Linked DNA regions of Homo sapiens: region 2 is linked to region 1. Evidence: chromatin contacts called from ENCODE Hi-C or POLR2A ChIA-PET data. All regions are on one chromosome and are shown on one strand. Each heading gives the region's core, a stretch centred on a gene start or an enhancer-like site at or near the end of the contact. The rest is flanking DNA. Distances are from core to core; before and after follow the strand shown.

The links. A loop is a pair of places that touch in the nucleus more often than their neighbours do. ChIA-PET counts read pairs that join two places held with the same protein, here RNA polymerase II (POLR2A). Pooled maps may share reads with other maps.
Region 2: a pooled map shows a loop between it and region 1 (4-fold over the local background). The contact joins the promoter of LINC02205 here to the promoter of RPLP1 in region 1. A Hi-C loop is called at or near these places in 6 of 168 maps with a recorded cell type or tissue (CD4-positive, alpha-beta T cell, CD4-positive, alpha-beta memory T cell, CD8-positive, alpha-beta T cell and 2 more), 7 of 37 single-sample maps with no recorded cell type and 14 of 50 pooled maps. POLR2A ChIA-PET finds 5 or more read pairs at or near these places in 14 of 52 experiments (A549, CD4-positive, alpha-beta T cell, CD4-positive, alpha-beta memory T cell and 9 more).

The regions. Positions count from the first base shown.
Region 1 is chr15:69,449,412-69,455,284 of GRCh38, forward strand. RPLP1 (ribosomal protein lateral stalk subunit P1) reads left to right here and starts at 3,407. Exons shown (of 4, transcript NM_001003.3): 1 at 3,407-3,609; 2 at 4,236-4,310; 3 at 5,759-5,873. The coding sequence starts at 3,538. RefSeq lists enhancers at 3,113-3,162, 3,443-3,692, 3,843-3,952 and a silencer at 3,713-3,762.
Region 2 is chr15:70,504,538-70,510,695 of GRCh38, forward strand. It overlaps LINC02205 (long intergenic non-protein coding RNA 2205), which reads right to left and starts at 1,391. Exons shown (of 2, transcript NR_146562.1): 1 at 1,372-1,391. RefSeq lists enhancers at 1-6, 1,280-1,329.

The DNA of each region.
Region 1 (5,873 bases), core at 2,157-4,656:
GTCAGGCTGGTCTTGAACTCCTCAGGTGATCCGCCCTCCTCAGCTTCCCAAAGTACTGGGATTACAGGCGTGAGCCACTGCACCTGGCCTATATGTGTGTTTTTAGAACGCTTCAGGACACTAAAGGTTAAATTGCTATTGCAGTAGATACAGAATTTATTTCTTGATTTTCTTCTTAAAGTTTTTTTTTTAGAAACAGGGTCTTGCTCTGTTGCCCAGGCTGAAATGCAGTGGTGCAATCATGGCTCACTATAACCTCAAACTCCTGGATTCATGTGATCCTCCTGCCTCAGCCTCCCAAGAAGCTGGGACTACAGGTGCTCACCACCATGCCCAGCTAATTAAATTTTTAAAAATATTTTTGTAGAGCTGGTGTCTTGCTATGTTGCCTAGGCTGGCTTTTTTCTTTCTTTTTTGAGATGGGGTCTCATTCTGTCACCCAAAATGGAGTGCAATGACATGATCACAGCTCACTGTAGTCTCAACCTCCCAGGCTCAAGCAATCCTCTCACCTCAGCCTCTTGAGTAGCTGCAACTACAGGCAAATGCCAGCACACCTGGCTAATTTTTTATTTTTTGTAGAGATGGGGCCTTGCTCTGTGGCCTTGTCTGGTCTCAAACTCCTGGCCTCAAGCAATCCTCCCGACTTGGCCTCCCAAAGTGCTAGAATTACAGGCATGAGCCACAGCACCCAGCCTGCTTTTTAAATTATTATTTAAAATAATAGAGACAGCCCGGGCATGGTGGCTCACAACTGTAATCCCAGTACTTTGAGAGGCTGAAACAGGATGGCTTGAGGTCAGGAGTTCAAGACCAGCCTGAGCAACATGGTGAAATCCCATCCCTACAAAAAGTTTAAAAATTAGCCAGGTGTGGTGGCACGCACCTGTAGTCCCACCTACTGGGGAGGCTGAGGTGGGAGGATTGCCTGAGCCTGGGAGGCAGTGGTTGCAGGGAGGCAGTGGTTGCAGTGAGTTGTGATGGCACCACTGTGCCCCAGCCTGGGCAATGGAGTGAGACCCTGTCTCAAAAACAAACAAACAAAAAATTAATAGAGACTGGGTCTCACTATGTTGCCCCAGGCTGGTCTTGAACTCCTGGGCTCAAGCGATCCTCCCGCCTTGGCCTCCCAAAAGTGTTTGGATTACAGGCATGAGCCACCATGACCTGCCCCAGCCCACTTAAAAAAAAAAAATTTAGCCGGGCACAGTGGTTCACCCCTGTAATCCCAGCACTTTGGGAGGCCAAGGTGGGTGAATCACCTGAGGTTAGGAGTTCGAGACCAGCCTGGCCAACATGGTGAAACCCTGTTTCTACTAAAAATACAAAAAATTAGCTGGGCATGGTGGCACACGCCTATAATCTCAGTTACTCTGGAGGCTGTGGCAGGAGAATCGCTTGAACCTGGGAGGTGGAAGTTGCAGTGAGCCGAGATCGTGCCATTGCACTCCAGCCTGGGGAACAAGAGTGAAACTCCGTCTCAGAAAAAAAAAATTTTTTTTAATGGCTTATTGCATAGTATTTTCAAAATATTAATAGGAAATTTTTACTACGATAGGAGAATATGGGGCAGTGGAATTTGTCTGAAGTAACTGTTGAATCCACTAAGTCCTTCATCAACACAAAAGGAAATGCATGAGTACTGATGTTTTGCTTAACTACTTCTCTTGAATAGCTGTGGTTAGTGCTTACTGTTTGATACCCTGTAAAAAGTATTATCTATAATATATAGATGGAGAAGAAGATTATTTCCTCAATGACCACAAAGTGCCACTTGTCAACCAGATCAGTTTTGTTTTTTTGAGAGGGAGTTTTGCTCTTGTTGCCCAAGCCGGAGTGCAATGGCACAATCTCAGCGCAATGCAACCTCCGCCTCCTGGGTTCAAGCGATTCTCCTGCTTCAGCCGCCCTAGTAGCTGGGATTACAGGTGCCCGCCACCACGCCCAGCTAAATTTTTTGTATTTTTAATAGAGACAAGGTTTCACTATGTTGGCCAGGCTGGTCTCGAACTGCTGACCTCAGGCTATCCACCCGCCTCAGCCTCCCAAAGGGTTGGGATTGCAGGCGTGAGCCACCGCACCCGGCAGATCAGTTTTTTATGTACACTGCTGGACAAACAGTATTTTGGACTGACTCATTGTAGCTTTGGAAATGTTTGGATTTTTTAATAGCTTTAACCTTTCTTGACCAAAATTCCACTATAATGGCTGCTTAGATTTGGATGAAAACTCAACAGCTTTATTTTTTAAAAGTTTGATAGCTTTATAAATGCTTTTTTAAAAAATTCCGGATGTGAAAATATTTATGTTTGTAGTTAAGATTGACCCAAGTGGGACTCTAGATCGGTGGATTCCAACAGAAATGTTTCTTCAGAGATGATTATTAAATAATGGGATGGACTAAACAAAGAAGGTGCCCCCCCCCCACCAAAAAAAAAGATATATATACATAGAACTAACTTTCCGGTAAACTAAGCAAATTCCACGAGGAATGCAAAGATGACCATTTTTGAAGGTAGGAATTTAAATTGGGTTTAGATAACAAATAACGGGTTGTAGACAGCTTACCCATAATCCCTCCTTCCCCCAAGCACTAGGCAGTGAAGTTAGACTTCTGGATTCCACCTCCACGCTCACCGCGCGGCACTATGCAATCTTCGGTTAGTTACCAGGTCTAAGTTAGGCTTCTGGATTCCAACTCCACGCTCCACCGCGCGGAACTATGCAATCTTGAGTTAGCTACCGGGTCTAAGTTAGGCTTCTAGATTCCAAATCCACGCTCCACTGCGCGGTAACTACATAATCTTGGGCTAGTTTACCAGCTCTAAGACTTAATTTTGCCATATGCAAGATGGAGATAACATCCAACTCCTGGTGTGTGAGGATTACGTGAATCCTTGCAGAATGTGGCTCAGTGCCTGGGACATAGTAAGCGCTCTACGGCTTCTGCTAGCATAACGCTGTTAGTTTCTCTCATCCTCCTACATCTACCTATCTCAACCAAGGTCCTGCGCTAAGCAGGGGCCTCCAAGCTGGGACGCAGCCCTTACTCTCAGGGTCAGCGCCGGCTGGGAAGGCCGCGACCTAACCAGGAGATTACGAACAATGTCACCAGGGCCACAGCGGAGCTCCTGCCAAGTCAAGCAACTCATGGAACCAACGGAGGCGAAGTCCGAATACCTAGGCAACCCTAACCTAAAAGTGTTTTTAACGTTCTCAGGTCCTATAATTTACCCAAATAAAGTGGGACCGTATTTGCAGGCGCTGAGAAACTTTCTCAACAGTAAGAACCAATCAGGCGCAGTGCGCAGGCGCCTTCAGTGGGTCCTGGGTCCGCCTCTTCCGCCCGGTGCGGGCGCCGATTGGTCCGCGTGGACACATAAGAGGCTGCGTATAGGCGCGAGAGCCCCTTTCCTCAGCTGCCGCCAAGGTGCTCGGTCCTTCCGAGGAAGCTAAGGCTGCGTTGGGGTGAGGCCCTCACTTCATCCGGCGACTAGCACCGCGTCCGGCAGCGCCAGCCCTACACTCGCCCGCGCCATGGCCTCTGTCTCCGAGCTCGCCTGCATCTACTCGGCCCTCATTCTGCACGACGATGAGGTGACAGTCACGGTGAGTGCGGGCGCGGGCCGGCGGCCGGGCTGCCTGTGGGCGGTGACTTTCGGCTCTCCATGCGGTTCCCGGCTCCAGGCCGTTCGACTGAGCACTTCCGGCCGGGGCCAGGCCGCGAACACAGGCCGCATAGGGCGGGCGCTCCTCGGGGCTGGGGCCTCTCTCCGGGCAGGTCCTGGGCCCCCGGGACCACGTGCGGGCCCAGCGGGCATGGAGTGCGCTTGAGGCTGGGCGCTCCGGCTCCAAGAGCCTTCGTGTAGAAAAGCTCTTCCGCAGTGCTTGGGCACCCTGACCCGTGCCTCGTCTCTCTCAGGGACACTTACTCGGACCTCTTTCGGTGTAATTGCCTTGAATTCCCCCGGTCGTGGAGGAAGGCGCCCGAGCTCGGCTCCACCTCCCAGGTCTTGTAACTTAAAAATAGCCGCGTGACTCAGGCAAGTCCCAGCCCGTGAAACAGCAGTGATGGGCTCGCCTCATTGCAGGGCGCCTGGCACACATCTCTTTTGCTTGTGATAGAATATTTGAGCTGGTTAAACATGTTATGTACACTTATTGAGTGACGTGCAGCATTTTGGAGATATTACATACGCTACGTTTTGATGGATTGACGTTTTTATTTGTTGTAGGAGGATAAGATCAATGCCCTCATTAAAGCAGCCGGTGTAAATGTTGAGCCTTTTTGGCCTGGCTTGTTTGCAAAGGTAAGGTGATGGTGGCAAAGTGATTGTGGTAAGGCCTGCTGATTTACGAGGGCAGTTGTACATGCTAAAGTACCCCCAGCGGTGCCATAACGCCCCACATGCCGCTGGATCTCCTAGGTGTTTTTCGTTGCATGTATATCTCTAGGAGCTAATAAGATTTCAGCTTGTCAAGTCTTACGTTTCCTTATCAGACTCTGGTTTCCCTTTTGCTCTGAAACCATGGTTAAAAAAAATGTGAATCAGGTCATTTATTCCCAAAAAGGGTCACTCGGGAGATAGGTACTACGCATGTTAAGTTGCAAGCAAATTCTTTTTCTTTTTCTTTTTTTTTTCTTGAGACGGAGTCACCCAGGCTGGAGTGCAGTGGTGCGATCTCAGCTCACTGCAAGCTCCGCCTCCCGGGTTCACGCCATTATCCTGCCTCAGCCTCCCGAGCAGCTGGGACTACAGGCGTGCGCCACCATGCCTGGCTAATTTTTGTGTGTGTGTTTAGTAGTGACGGGGTTTCACCATGTTAGCCAGGATGGTCTCGATCTCCTGACCTCGTGATCCCCCCGCCTCTGCCTCCCAAAGTGCTGAGATTACAGGCTTGAGCCACCGCTCCCGGCCCGCAAGCAAATTCTTTCAGTAAATTCTTGCATTAAACCTATGGTTTGATGGACATTTGGGTTTAGCGGACTTCATTGACACAGTAGGTACTGTGTGTTGGGATATAAAAGACTAATAAAGAGGTTCCTGGTCATGGAGCTTGCACTGGCTATTTTCCATTGTACAGGTTACTTAATCTCTGTCAAGTGAAGCTAATAGCATCTAACTCCAGGGTTGTGACCTCTAAAGAGTTTTGAAAGATTGAAAACATTGTACCTATGTCATATTTAACAAGCCCCTTTTGAAGTCCTATATTTGTTTAGTAGACTGAAAATTTGAATTCACTGTTAAGAGGAGACATGGAACTGTGGAAAGAATATTCATTTGAGTGTTTCAGGAAGTTTGGATTTTTTTTTTACCAACATATTATTTGTAAAAGGAGGGAAATCAGCTGCCTCAGGAGGTTCTTAACATATAGGAATGTAATTATCAGATTCAAAGCTGAACAGTAGTGCGTTGCCCTGTAACCTAAGTCTTGGCTGTTAGCAAAGAAAAGCCAGTGTCTGGGGTATTGGTTCCAGGACCTTCCACTAATAACAAAATCCCAGGATGTTCCATCTCTTATATAAATGTATTTGCATATAACCTATGCACATCCTCCTGTATACTTTAGAAGTCTACATGTTTGGTACACATGCTTATTTTTCCACTGTTGAATCCATGGATGTGGAACTCACTGTATATAGTGTTAGGGGTTGATCACTGTAACCTGGAATGGGGGATACTTTTCGTTTTTGGCTGCGTGAGTGCTTAACAAGGACAGAACTGGGCGTTTACCTATGCATGCACATGTATTGCAGGCCCTGGCCAACGTCAACATTGGGAGCCTCATCTGCAATGTAGGGGCCGGTGGACCTGCTCCAGCAGCTGGTGCTGCACCAGCAGGAGGTCCTGCCCCCTCCACTGCTGCTGCTC
Region 2 (6,158 bases), core at 141-2,640, 1.1 Mb after region 1:
CCAGGTGGAATCAGTGAAGCTCTGCATGTAGAGGGAGGACATCAGGACCAGGGAGGAATGTGTCTTTGAGGTGGCCTCCCCTCTCCACCCCGTCTTGTTCCCATGAATGACACGCTGTGTCCTGGGGCCTTTCTTCTTTGTAATCCCAGTGTCACTGAGGGCAGCTGAAGTGCTGCTTCTTCCCAGAGCTGTGTCAATGTGGGGGTGGGGGAATCTCCTGAAAGCCAGATCAGCACCCTCTAACCTCAAGGTTCCTGGCAGTCATCAAGGGAGCGCCTGGGGACAGGAAGCACTGAGCTTCCTCCACCAGCTGCACACTCGGCCAGCTCCTGAGAGGCTCTGGGCTCAACAGAGCCCAACGTCCGGTGTGACCTGCAGAAGCTCCTCCCCCGATGCCAGCACCTGAACCTCGGGGTACTGCCTGGTGACGAGTGGCGGAGCTAAGATGCCAGCTCCAGAATGTTCCTCAGGGAACCTCTCACTGCACAGACAAGGGGGCATGAGCTACCCAGCGCCCCCCGGCGAGGCAGTCCCAGGCCCCGACATTTCAGCTGCATGTGGTGCCCCACAGGTGCCCATGAGGAGGAGCTGAGACTGCAGAGGGGAGCGGCCCGCTGGGTCCATCTGCCCACCTGCGGCACGGGGGCGTCTGACGGGCACCCCCACGGCACCCCAACACGGGGGCTTAGGGACTCCCACATCTCCATTATGAGGGCTCAGATTTGTGGGCCAAATTCAAGCCTGAAGCTTCTCTGTTATTTGGCTGCAAAAGAATTCCTGGTGGGAGTGAACACCACCCACCCCTAACAAGGTGTCAGCCCTTTACCTTCTAGCTCCTGCTGCTCCCAAACCCCAGAAAAACCCACTCTGATTTGGCCTTGAAAACCAGAACAGTGACCCTTGCTGGCAGCCAAATGTTTGCACCACAGGCTCTGACATCCAGGCGTCTTAGGGTTGTCTTAGACATCCAGACAGCAAGACAGGCAGTGGGCAGCAGACCAGAGGTGATTGAATGGCCAACTACACCCCATGTGAGAGCAAAGTCCATGAGGGATACCCCTCTCCCCAATTCTTCTGGGGCCTTCCCTCCCCATAACACTTCCATCTGCCCAGACAAGGGCTTCTGGTGCCAGGGGCAGCTCCCTTCTTATCCTTTATACTTGGCTGTTTGTGCAGACCACACAAAGATGAGTCATGCTGAAAGGCAGAACCTGCCCAGGGCTCCGTGAGTAATTTAGGCACTCACTCTACTTCTATTAAATCCCCTTCCCTTGAGGATATTAATGGGAAAGAAATCTGACTAAAGTAATTCACACTCAGGTGTAGCTGACTAATAGCACTATGCGGGTGGGGAGAGGTGGGGAGGATTACCTTTTAGGTGTCTTGCTAACCCCAGATAGAGGAAGAAATCTCAGGCAGTTGACCAACCCATGATATCAGCCCTGAAGGCAGCTTAAGAGAAAAGGCAGGGGGTTGCATTAGTTCCCCAACATCTCTGCCGGGAAAGGACCTCAAGATCCATTATGCATTTGTGAGGTTAATCACAGCATCATAGCTGCTCAGAGTCAGAAAGACCTCACAGGCCAGGCAGACCCCTGGGGTATGCAAATGTGTGCAAACTAACATCCAGATTGGCATTCATTATTCTGTGGTCACCAGCTGAGGGACTTCTGTGTGGAGCACAGCTACGCTGCTGGCAGGAGCCCTGATGTGGAGCAACAATATCCTACTGGAAATGCCCAGGGTGGCCTTGGAGAAACTCCAGAGGGGCACAGGGATTGGCCTGCTGGACCCAGCTCTGGAGGACCAGCCAGAGATGCACACACACTCACTCAAGATGAAGTGCAAGCCTGTGTGTTTTAGTAAAAGGCAAATCTGAAACCGCCTTTGCAAAAATCATAACTAAGGAAATTATGACAGTGAGAGAAACCTGACAGGGCTGACTCCATCTTGTCTCAAGCCTCACAAGTTGGCTCTCTTTGCTCATTCTTGGGCTTGGGCCAAGCTAACTCTGGGAGACATTTATAGTTTAAATAACAGCTCTTCCCAAAAGCTAACGTGTTCTTGTAAAACAAATAAAAGGCCACCAAGTTAGGATAAGAGGGGCTTGAATTCTAATTATTATCAGCTATTGTTCTGGAGGTCATAAGATTTACAACTTCTCCAATTACTCTTGAAGATAACATCACTGTTGTAGAACCTAACATTGGCCTTTTGAGATAACTTTTCAGTTTTTTGCATGTCTGGCAACCTGATGGCCCCAGCTGGACCTGCCAACCACTTCTGTGGCCCCCACCCAGGAACCGCCTCAGCATAAGAGGACAGCTTTGACTCCTTATGATTTCATCCCCAAGCCAACCAATCAGCACTCCTGACTCACTGTCCTCCTACCCACTAAATTATTCTTAAAAACACCGATCCCTGAATTCTCAGGGAGACTGATTTAAGTAATAATAAAACTCCAGTCTCCCGTACAGCCGGCTCTACATGAATTGAACTCTTTCTCTATTGCAACTCCCCTATCTTGATAAATTGGCTCTGTCTAGACAGCAGGCAAGATGAACCTGATGGGCAGTTACAAATCATGCAAAGATGATATGAAGCAAATTACAGGGGAATGACCACAAAACAATCACCATCTCTCCCTGCCTGGTAAGGGTCCTACAACCCTGACAGAGGCGGTATAGAGCGGCAAATCAGGGGGAAGGGATAGCCTCTCACCACACCCAAATGTCCTCCAGCACCATCCTCCTTGGTCTGTTGCCCAGCAGTGCTCTGGGCCAGATACCTGTGCTCGGCACTGAGGGGCACCCAGTGTGACTCAAGCAGAGTCTCTCCCCCAGAAGGGGTTACTGGAGCCACATGTCCAACCACCAGGTCAGGTGAGAACTGAAGCTCAGAACCTCCATGCCAGGATGGGTCTCCATCTGTCCATTATCCACTACTGTTGTGTAGACTGTGCAAAGATGAGTATCAGGCTGGGCGCCGTAGCTCATGCCTGCAATCCCAACACTTTGGGAGGCCAAGGTGGGTGAATCACTTGAGCCCAGGAGTTCAAGACCAGCCTGGGCAACAAGGAGAAACCCCACCTCTACAAAAAATACAGGCACACACAAAAAATTAGCAGGGTGTGGTGGCACGCACCTGTAGTCCCAGCAACTCAGGAGGCTGAGGTGGGAGGGTCTACTGAGCCTAGGAGGTTGAGGTTGCAGTGAGCTGTGATTGTGCCACTGCACTCCAGCCTAGGTGTCAAGATGAGACCCTGTCTCAAAAAAAAAAAAAAAAAAAAAAAGAAGAAAAGAAAAGAAAAGGAAAAGATGAGTAACAGCTCTCCAAGGCAGGGCTCACCCAGGGCCTCACAGATAACCACTCATGTTGAACAAACCTTGCCTCACCAGGCTCTTAAAAGTGAATTTCAACAGAGGGACAAGTGAATGGAATGAATAAATAAATATTTACCATGTAGTATGAGTCAGGCACAGCAAATAGGGTGTCTTGTTTACTCACAGTGGCCTTAGGAGGAAGGTATTAGCATCTCCAATGGACTATTGAGGAACTAAGACTCAAAAAGATTAAGTGCCTCACCACGTCACACAGCTAGAAATTGATATGACCTCCACATTCATGGAGAAGTGAGGGGAAGTGGAGGGAGCTAAGGTTAATGTGGGTGATGTCAGAGGTACTGGTGACTTGCAACTGCCCTCCCCCTCATCTGGCCCCTCCCACTTCCAGCATGCACTCTCTCACCCACCTCATGCCCCAGCACTCACACACAATTCATGCTGTAGAGCACAGTTGGGCAAGGCAAGTGGCAGCTTTGAGCTCCCTCTGGAAGGGGCAGGGGAGGGGGAAATCATGCCCTTAGAGGCCCCTCCCCAACCCCTCCCTCCCCACCCCCAATCTGCTGCAGCATCTGCCTCCCCAGTGTCAGCATCAAAGATTCATCAAAGCTGAAGCCCAGCAAAGTGTGTGCTTCACATCTCTAAATGTGCTTCTTCCCAATGAAAAATTCAGTGGAAAATGCAGGGAGTTAAAGAGGGGAGAAAAAAACAGATTTGAGAAGGAAACAGGGAAGGAAGAAGAGAAAAGAGAGCTGCCTCTGCACTGTGGTTCCACTGAATCCACCCACACTTACTGAGCATCTGCCTTATTTAGGGCACTGTACCAGGCACAGAGGTGCGACCGCCAAATACAGCCTCATAGGCTGCGCACTGCACAACTTTGGGGGAACCATTCCCAGAGATGCATTCTGGCTCCTGTCCAAATGGCGTGGGAGTCAGGAGGCCTGGGTGTCTGAGTCTGCTCCGCCACTCATTAGTCATCTAACATTCTTGAGTCTCAGATTTCTCACATCCAAGCCAGAGGTTCCAATACCCACCCCTCTCTTCTTCCAGTGCCCTGAGGAACATGTGCACAGGTTGTAAACTGTTGTGATAAAAAGAAAGTAGATAACTCATCCTACAGAGAAGCCCAAACAATGGGTTCAGGAAAAGAAGAGGAAGGGACCATTTCCAGTGGGGACAGTAGAGGGGGCTGCTTCCTGGAAGAGATCTTTGATCCCAGTTGTAAAGGATAAGGAGGAGTTCAGCAGACAAGCCACTGTGACAAATGAGCAGCTACTGCAGGTCCAGGCAGAGTGACAATGTGGGCAAACACCCAGATAGAGGAATGAACAACTTGGGCAGTGAAAGGGACTGTCTGGTTTGGCCCAGGAGGAGCTGGTGTAGGAAGTCCAACAGAAGGATGGACTTAGCTGATAATAAGATGAAAAAAGATTTTATCACTACAAGGAAGGCCTTGAGTGGCCTGCAGGTGTGGCAAGGAATCAGGAGATTGCTCGCCTCCACCTCTCATTGGTTTTGTCACTTTAGATGAGTCACAGCTTCCCTCAAACCTCAGTTTCCTCATCCATAAAATGAGGACATCAGACCAAGTGATCTGCAAGTTCCTCTTTTGGCTCATTTGGTCTGTACTTCTAGTTCTAAGAAGTTGTTCCGTTGGCCATGGGGGTATCCCAAGAAGCTCAGGTTGACAAGACTTACCCAGGGCTTCCTCATAGGGCACCCCCAACCCTACATCCTCATTTCAAATCAGTCTCTTGTTGCTGTGCTTTGGACAGAGGATCCTCCAAGTACATGTGAGTGAGCCTTCCTGGACGTGAGGCTTTACCTTCCTCTACAGTGGAGACTCAGCACAGCTCCCACCCCACCCGGCAGACAAGCCAGGAGCACCCACACCTAGAGCAGCCCTGAGTAAGCAAGCAGCACTCACAGCGCTGGTGTCACTAGCTTAGGCCCAGGAACGTCCAGGGTGAGCAGTTGTACCCCACAGGCTGCACACTATGCCCTGCACACCAGCATCCCCAGCCAGGTGTGACCTGAAGATAAGTCTCCACATCCTAGCCAGTCACATGCCTCTCAGACAGAACCAGAGTGACACTGTGAAATAACAGGTCCCTGAGCAACCTACACATGGGCAGGGCTGGGGAGCTTCCAGCTTCTGTGACTAAACCTTCCCTCTCCTCCCCTGTGGGAAGTGTGGTGCCTCCCCAGCCCAGCTCTGGGAGCAGCACAGAGGAGCGGTCTCTGGCTTGGGCCTTGGGGTTAGTTGTGTGAGCTGAGAGTCTCAACTCCACTCCTTGCTAGCTAGATAATCTTGACCTTGAACAAGTTCCTTATCCCTCCTAAGCCTCAGTTTGCTCTTACCTGTAAAATAGGAATAATAACATCCCTCTTGTAGGGTTAATGTGAAGATACAATGTGATCCTGCTTTTAAGGCACCCTACCCAGTGTCCTGCTCAGTGACCTGCTCATAATGAGAGTCCAAAAGATGGTAGAATTTGCTGGTAGAAAAAAATCAAGGAGGACCCTTCCTTAACTCGTTCTATGAAGCTGGCACCATCCTGATACCAAAATCTGGCAACGGCACAGTAAAAAAAGAAAACTATAGGCCAATATCCTTGAAGAACATAGATGCAAAAATCTTCAACAAAATACTAGCAAACCAAATCCAACAGCACACAAAAAAGTCAATTCACCACCATCAAGTAGACTTTATTCCTGGAATGCAAGGTTGGTTTAACATACACAAGTCAATAAATGTTATTCGCCCCTCATAAACAAACTTAAAAGCAAAAATCATATGATCATGTCAATAGA